Linked DNA regions of Homo sapiens: region 2 is linked to region 1. A link is a loop called in an ENCODE intact Hi-C map of the cell type or tissue named here. Cell type or tissue: Caco-2. All regions are shown on one strand. Links, peaks and the distances in the headings refer to the core of each region. The heading gives the core; the rest is flanking DNA.

Region 1 (4,392 bases), core at 266-4,265:
TTGGACCGGCCCATGTAGCTCATGCCTATAATCCCAGCTCTTTGGAAGGCCAGGGCAGAACAATAGCTTGAGGCCAGGTGTTCAAGGACAGCCTGGACAATGTAACAAGACCCCAGTCTCTACAAAAATAAATTTAAAAAAATTTTATTTCATAAAAACAATTAGCCAGGTGTGGTGGTGCATATCTGAAATTCTAGCCACTGGAGAGGCTGAGGCAGGGGGATCACTTGAGCTCAGGAGTTCGAGGCTGAGGTGAGCTATGATCGATCCACTGCACTCCAGCCTGGGTGACACAGCCAGACACTGTCTCAAAAAAAAATAAAAAATAAAAAATAAAAAATAAATGCTCATGTAAATGTAAACTGAAAAAAAGTAAAAAATAAAAATAAGTAATGTTAAAAATAAAATGATTGACCAGGCGCGGTGGCTCACGCCTGTAATCCCAGCACTTTGGGAGGCCGAGGCGGGCAGAACACAAGGTCAGGAGATCAAGACCATCCTGACTAACACGGTGAGACCCCGTCTCTACTAAAAATACAAAAAAAATTAGCCGGGCGTGATGGCGGGTGCCTGTAGTCCCAGCTACTTGGGAGGCTGTGGCAGGAGAATGGCAGGAACCCAGGAGACAGAGCTTGCAGTGAGCCAAGATCACGCCACTGCACTCCAGCCTGGGCGACAGATCAAGACTCTGTCTCAAAAAAAAAAAAAAAAAAAAGATTAAAAAAAATGAATGTATTCCTCATTCCTCCACAGCTCAGGTGACAGAAAACTGAAATCTATTTTTTTTTTTTTTTTTTTTTTTTTGGTGATGGTGCTGGGGAATGAACCCAGGGCCGTGTGCAGAAAGCTGAAATTTTATGGCTGGAAGTGCCCAAAACCAACAGAGCAGTTTGAAATTAGGAGTGAATTGGCTGGGCACGGTGGCTCACACCTGTAATCCCAGCACTTTGGGAGGCCGAGGCAGGTGGATGGTGAGGTCAAGAGATCAAGACCATCCTGGCTAGCACGGTGAAACCCCATCTCTACTAAAAAATACAAAAAAATTTTAGCCGGGTGTGGTGGCGGACGCCTGTAGTCCCAGCTACTTGGGAGGCTGAGGCAGGAGAATGGCATGAACCCAGGAGGCAGAGCTTCCAGTGAGCCGAGATCATGGCACTGCACTCCAGCCTAGGCGACAGAGCGAGACTCCGTCTCAAAAAAAAAAAAAAAAAAATAGGAGTGAATCCTACCAAAAACAACTAAAAAGGGGGGAAAAAAAACCATAGAGAAAGTCATTCCTAAAAGTCTGATCATATTTTCTGCCCAAATTCCTGACTGACCAGCGAATTTTGCAAGCACAGGTGTCTCCAGGCCAAAAAGCAGCAGATGAAGACCCTAGAGCAGGATAGAGAGATCAGCTGTTGCTCGTTGCTGGGAAGATAACGTTTTTGCCTACTAGAACAAAAATACAAAATGCCCAGAAGAACACAAGAGAATCCAGAGTTTCTACAACATAATATTTGCAACATCAAGCTTTCAATCCAAAATGACTAGCTCACGTCATCCCCCACAAGTGTTGGGCTGTGAACTACTCCTAAAGACTGGCAGTAGATCCCAGGAGCCTACCTCCCTGGTGCCATGTTGCTGGATGTCCCGCACCTGTCCCATACTGTAGCTGTGCTAGATGTTCTGATTCTAATAAACTCTGAATTTTCCTCAGCTAACGCATGATCTTGACCATGAATCTCCACAAGGATCTCTTATAAACTGTGAGGGAAGCTGAAGCCAATCCTATGACTCCGACACTCTGTTCAGCTTGCCTTCTGTTAGTCTTTGTTCAACCGTGGCCCTGTTCATACACACCTGCGGGCTTGCTACCCAATTTTCTAAAGCTAAATAGGTGACAAAAGAGAAAGAGAGGCCGGGCACAGTGGCTCACGCCTGTAATCCCAGCACTCTGGGAGGGCGAGGTGGGCGGATCACGAGGTCAGGAGATTGAGACCATCCTGGCCAACATGGTGAAACCCCGTCTCTACTAAAAAATACAAAAATTAAAAATTAGCTGGGCATGGTGGCGGCGCCTATAATCCCAGCTACTTCCCAGCTACTCAGGAGGCTGAGGCAGGAGAATCGCTTGAACCCGGGAGACGGAGGTTGCAGTGAGCCAAGATCACACCATTGCACTCCAGCCTCAGCGACTGAGCAAGACTCTGTCTCAAAAAAAAAAAAAAAAAGATGAAAGAGACTGATACACTTTTAGTTAAACTCCACAGCAACAGATTTCTTTTTTCCAATGTCCTCAGCAAATTTGTATCTTCATTACAATATCTAAACACACTCTTCCAAGAACATTTCCATGTCTGCCTGCTGGCTTAGTTTATAACCACTATGAATCACTTGTAAAAGCAGTGTCACTTATTCTGCTAAGGTTTTCAATCCATTTTTTTTTCCCTAGGGCCTCCAGTTTATTCCATTTAGAGGAACTTCTACTTCATCAAGTACATCTGAGTATATCTGATCCATCATTCTCAATTGATTTCTATCTTGAACCACATGTAATTGAAGAATATGTCTGGGCATCCATTCCCTTGTCCCTGAACATGTGATGGTTAAGGAAAGTTCCCTATCATTGTAAAACAGTTGGGAGATTGGTGAGCCCAGTGCCACGGTAGACCACTAGAGGGGGGTGTGACTCTCTCAGTGAGCTTAACATTGACTTAATGGCTTTGCCCAAAGAGGGACAGTCTAATCTGTGTTTCAAAAGCAAGAGTTCCAGTATTCTAGCATGTCCTAAAGGTATCAGTACAAGTACTTGAGTTATTTTCATATTTCAAAAATGTTCACGGAAATGTTACTTTTACTAGCAATTATTTAGTTCCATAGAGGCTACTCTTATGCTTTCCAAATAGATTTATCTATTATTTTTGTCAGATATGTTCTAAAAATAGAGGAAAAGCAAAAAATGCCTCCTAATTTTATTTCCTAGAGATAACTATTACTTTTATTTCTATATCTGTATCTATCTTTCCACACTTAATTTATCTCCATATATGACATGAATGGGATCACAACCTATAAACGAATCTGCTCTTTTACCTTAATAATGGAATTTTCCCATACATTTAAATCTGCTTCATCCTTTTTGTTTTTGTTTTGTTTTGTTTTGAGACAGGGTCTCACTCTGTTGCCCAGACTGGAGTGCAGTGGCTCAATCTCAGCTCACTGCAACCTCCGTCTCCCGGGTTCAAGCAATTTTCCTGCCTCAGCCTGCCAAGTAGCTGAGATACAGGCACTCGGCCAGCATGCCGAGCTTATTTTTGTATTTTTAGTAGAGACGGGGTTTTGCCATGTTGGTCAGGCTGGTCTCAAACTCCTGACTTTGTGATCCACCAGACTCAGACTCCCAAAGTGCTGGGATGACAGGCATGAACCACTGCACTTGGCCATCTTTTTTGTTTTTTATGGCTACATAAGTACTCCAATATATCATAACACATTTAAGGAAAGTCCTATTGATATACATTTAGATTTAAAAAAATATTTTTGGCCGGGCGCAGTGGCTCACACCTATAATTCCAGCACTTTGGGAGGCCGAGGTGGGCAAATCACCAGGTCAAGAGATCGAGACCATCCTGGCCAACACAGTGAAACCCCGTCTCTACTAAAAATACAAAAATTAGCTGGCTTTGGTGGTGCGCAACTGTAGTCCCAGCTACTCACGAAGCTGAGGCAGAATTGCTTGAGCCCGGGAGGTGGAGGTTGCAGTGAGCCGAGATCGTGCCACTGCACTCCAGCCTGGTGACAGATTGAGACTTCGCCTCAAAAATAATAAATAAATAAAAATAAAAATAAAAAATTGTTTAGCTATTACCAACAGTGCTGTAATGAGTATCTTTATGTGGTTGTTTGATTAATGCCTTGGCATACAGTCCTAGGGGGTGTATCAAAGGATGATCACATTTTACATTGCCATGCAGGTAACTGACATTAATTGTATATGTTCTATGAGCTAGACAAAATACATATTAGATGACAGAAATCACTTCAAGTATTATTTCTATTTACACAAAAGGGAAGACCTAAAAGCCTGCAAAATAATTTGCCCAAGGTCATAATGGTGGAGCTGAGATTTTAATGTGTGTATTTTCTTTTCTTTTTTCTTTTTTTTGAAACAGAGTTTCACACCTATCTCCCTGGCTGGAATGCAGTGGCATGATCTAGGCTGATTGCAGCCTCTGCCTCCTGGGTTCAATCAAGTGATTCTTCTGACTCAGCTTCCCGAATAGCTGAGACCACAGGCATGCACCACCACGCCCGGCTAATGTTTGTATTTTTTTGTAGAGATTGGATTTTGCCATGTTGGCCAGGCTGGTCTTGAACTTCTGGCCTCAAGTGATCCACCCGCCTAGGCCT
Region 2 (4,392 bases), core at 87-4,086, 100 kb after region 1:
GGGAGGCGGAGGCCGGAAGATCACTTGAGCCCGGGAGTTCAAGACCAGCCTTGGCAGCATAGTGAGACCCCTGTCTCTACAAAAAATACAAACATTAGCTGGGCATGGTGGCTCGTGCCTACAGTCCCAGCTACTCTGAAGGCTGAAGTGGGAGCAGAAATTCCGCCTCCCAGGTTCAAGCGAGTCTCTTGCCTCAGCCTCCCGAGTAGCTAGGATTACAGACATGAGCCACCATGTCCAGCTAATTTTTTTTAGTAGAGACAGGGTTTCACCATGTTAGCCAGGCTGGTCTCGAACTCCTGACCTCAGGTGATCCACCCGCCTCAGCCTCCCAACGTGCTGGGATAACAGGCGTGAGCCACCGTGCCCAGCCTCATACCTGACACTTCTATAACAGAAGACAGATTAACAAGAGGTAAGCATAACAAATTTATTTAAACGTATTTTAAGTGGACCGACCATGGCGGCTCAGGCCTGTAATCCCAGCACTTTGGGAGGCTGAAGTGGGAGGATCTCTCGAGCCCAGGAGTTTGAGGCCAGCCTGAACAACAAAGCGAGGCAAGGTCTCCCCCAAAAAATGTAAAAATTAGCTGGGGCTGATGGCACAGGCCTGTGGTCCCCGATATGGGTACCCAATACGGGTCACTGAGGCAGGAGGATGGCTTGAGCCCAGGAGTTGAAGGCTGCAGTGAGCTATGATTGCACCATTGCACTCCAGCCTGGGCCACAGAGACCCTGTCACAAAAATATATATTTTTTTGACCTCCCATTTTGAAACAAATTCATATATATATACATACACACATGTATATGTGTGTGTGTGCGTGTATGTGTGTGTATGGTATTCCAGAGAGGGAAAGCCTGGTAAGGGGAAGATGAGGGCTGCTATTTTGGAAAACCCTACCAACATGCAGCTATTTTTCTTTCTTTTTTTTTTTTTTTGAGACGGAGTTTCGCTATTGTTGCCCAGGCTGGAGTGCAATGACACGATCTCGGCTCACCGCAACCTCCGCCTCCCAGGTTGAAGCGATTCTCCTGCCTCAGCCTCCTGAGTAGCTGGGATTACAGGCATGCGCCACCACACCCGGATAATTTTGTATTTTTAGTTGAGACGGGGTTTCTCCATGTTGGTCAGGCTGGTCTCAAACTCCCGACCTCAGGTAATCCTCCCGCCTCGGCCTCCCAAAGTGCTGGGATTATAAGCGTGAGCCACCGTGCCCGGCCCGCTATTTTTCTTTTCTTTCTTTTTTTTTCTTTTTTTTTTTTTTGTTTTTTGAGATGAAGTTTCGATCTTGTTGCCCAGGCTGGAGTGCAGTGGCGCCATCTCGGCTCACTTCAACCTCCGTCTCCCGGGTTCAAGCAACTCTCCTGCCTCAGCCTTCTCAGTAGCTGGGATTACAGGCACGCGCCACCACGCCCGGCTCATTTTGTATTTTTAGTAGAGACAGGGATTGCTCCATGTTGGTCAGGCTGGTCTGGAACTCCCGACCTCAGGTCATCCGCCCGCCTCGGCCTCCCAAAGTGCTGAGATTACAGGCGTGAGCCACCGCGCCCTGCCGACACGCAGCTATTTTACTTAAGCTCTTTCCATGCTTTCTAACCGTGGCGGCCCGGGCCTCCCCCGGGCCTGTCCCTTTGCCCCGGCAGCCCCACCCCAACGCTAGCCTCTCTTTGCATTCGTTCTCACTCTCCACCCTAGCATATGTGCGGTTCAAACCGGACGTTTCCACCTGGCTTTGAAGGTTACCCGCCTTGCATTCCTGCAGTGGAAGCCCAAGGGGGCACGACGGAGTCGAGCAGCCCCGCTGGGGTGGGGCGGGAGGGTCCGGAGCTCACCTAGGCGGGACGCCGCGGGGCGTGTGAGCAAAACAACTCCTGGCGTCCACGCCTCCTCCTCACCTCCCGCAGCCCTCAGTTGCCTTCCTCTCCAGGAATCCTCCTTAGTTTTTGGAATTCCACAGTGAGAAATTAATACTCCCAGGGCCAATTATTTAATAGCTTAGTGGAAAATACTTAATGATGACAATACGATGACAGCCCTCTAAAGAGTTTGCTGGAAGAAATGGTGGCTCTGATAGAAAGAGGGGAAGATGGGTGGTAGATTTCCCAAAATGCGCTGTTTGAGTGAGGCTATCTGGAACCCTGACTAAAGGTCACTCGGGCCTCTCAGAAGAGGGTAGTAAATACTGTTAGCATTCCCAGATTTGCTTAAGGATGAGATTTCAGGAAAGACTTGTTTTGTGTATTTATAGAGCTCCACAGAATGTACAGGGAGTAATGCTGGTGGGGTGTTGCCTAAGAATAACTTTGTGTTTCATTGTTTCTTTTTCTTTTTTGAGACAGAGTCTCGCTCTGTCGCCCAGGCTGGAGTCCAGTGGCGCTATCTTGGCTCACTGCAACCTCTGCCTCCCGGATTCAAGCGATTCTTGTGCCTCAGACTCCCAAGTAGCTGGGATTACAGGCACGTGTCACCACGCCCGGCTAATTTTTGTGTTTTTAGTAGAGACGGGGTTTCGCCATGTGGGCCAGGCTGGCCTCGAAATCCTGACCTCCGGTGATCCACCGCCTCGGCCTTCCAAAACGTTGGGATTACAGGCGTGAGCCACCGCACCCGGCGAGATCTTACTTTCTAGTAACATTCTCCAATAAAAAGAACGAGAGCTCCTTGGAGAAATGGCTAATTCTAGGACTGGGAAGAAAATATGTAAGATAAGAGCATTGTCAGACCAGGCGTGATGGCTCACACCTGTAATCCCAGCACCTTGGGAGGCCAAGGCAGGTGGATCACTTTGATACTGTTCAGGTGAATGAAGGAACACCAGGGCTCTTGTCTCTCCTTGAATTAGATAAAACAACATGGCCGGGAGCAGTGGCTCATGCCTGTAATCCCAGCACTTTGGGAGGCTGAGACGGGCAGATCACAAGGTCAGGAGTTCGAGACCAGCCTGGCCAATATGGTGAAACCCCGTCTCTACTAATAACACAAAAATCAGCTGGGAGTGGTGGCACACGCCCGTAGTCCCAGCTAGTCAGAAGGCTGAGGCAGAAGGATCACTCTAGCCCAGGAAATCAAGGCTGTAGGGAGCTTTGTTCATACCACTGCACTCCAGCTTGGGTGACTGAGCAAGACTGTCTCAAAAGAAAAAAGAACCAAAAACAACACACCTGTTGGTAGGAGCACAGGAGCCAACTAAAAGACCTGGAACAGCTTGAGCCACAAAATAAATAAGTAGTATTGGATTATCACCCAAAGTTTAAAATAAATATTCATGAGGTCACTCTGATATAAATAAATGATAGGACAAATTAATAATTGGACAGGAAGAGACAACTCTCTCTCTGGGCTATTTTTTGTTTGTTTGTTTGACAAAGAGTCTCGCTCTGCCTCCTAGGCTGGAGTGCTGTGGCGTCATCATACCTCACTGCAGCCTTGAACTCTTGGGCTCATGCTATCCTCCCACCTCAGACTCCTGAATAGCTGGGATTACGGGCATGAACCCCAACAGTCGGCTAATTTTTTTAAGTTTTGGACAAGAGTTCCAACTCTCTTTAGAATTGCAGAAGAATTCCAAACAATGTATGCTCAAGACAGGGGTGGGGGGGCACACCCAACTACCCACTTCTTAGGTGTGAACTGCACATGGTGACTCCTTTTATGGTATGAGGCCACCACTTCTCCTGTTGGCCTTCTCAGTTTCTCCCCAACCTCCCCTTTTCCCTAGTTTATAAGACAGGAGAAAAGGGAGAAAGCAAAAAGTTGGAAAGAAACAGAAGTAAGATAAATAGCTAGACGACCTTGGCGCCACCACCTGGCCCTGGTGGCTAAAATAATAATAATATTATTAACCCCTGACCAAAACTACTGGTGTTATCTGTAAATTCCAGACATTGTATGAGAAAGCACTGTAAAACTTTTTGTTCTGTAAGCTGATGTATGTAGCCCCCAGTCACGTTTCTCATGCTTACTTGATCTATTATAACTTTTTCACGTAGACCCCTTAGAGTTGTAAGCCCTTAAAAGGGCTAGGAATTTCTTTTTCGGGGAGCTCAGCTCTTAAGACACGAGTCTGCCGATGCTCCCGGCCGAATAAAACAACCTCTTCCTTCTTTAATCTGGTGTCTGAGGAGTTTTGTCTGAGACTCGTCCTGCTACACTTTCAAAGTGTACAGTATGGCTGGGTGTGGTGGCTCATGCCTGTAATCCTAGCACTTTGGGAGGCCAAGGCAGGTGGATCACAAGGTCAGGAGTTCGAGACTAGCCTGACCAACATGGTGAAATCCCATCTCTACTAAAAATACAAAAATTAGCCGGGTGTGGTGGCACACACCTGTAATCCCAGCTACTTGGGAGGCCGAGGCAGGAGAATCACTTGAACGTGGGAGGCGAAGGCT

Evidence for each region. A loop is a pair of places that touch in the nucleus more often than their neighbours do. Peaks named below come from ENCODE experiments on the same cell type or tissue, not always from the same donor. Only the 100,000 strongest peaks of a DNase experiment are listed, where the experiment ranks them.
Region 2: it touches region 1 in a loop (4-fold over the local background); 10 of 110 quality-filtered maps call a loop at or near these places.

What each region holds. Positions count from the first base shown.
Region 1 is chr12:7,805,321-7,809,712 of GRCh38, reverse strand. No RefSeq gene overlaps it. Among named protein-coding and RNA genes, the nearest start is that of NANOG, 18 kb to the right of the region's middle. RefSeq lists enhancers at 1,413-1,912, 3,879-4,392 and a silencer at 2,581-2,740. In Caco-2, for the core only: a CTCF peak has its summit at 2,669 (motif pointing right); a DNase peak (open chromatin) is centred at 2,652.
Region 2 is chr12:7,703,399-7,707,790 of GRCh38, reverse strand. No RefSeq gene overlaps it. Among named protein-coding and RNA genes, the nearest start is that of DPPA3, 5.8 kb to the left of the region's middle. RefSeq lists enhancers at 1-80, 2,807-3,480. In Caco-2, for the core only: no CTCF peak of the experiment used is centred there; DNase peaks (open chromatin) are centred at 1,760 and 2,220; H3K4me3 peaks cover 1,003 bases.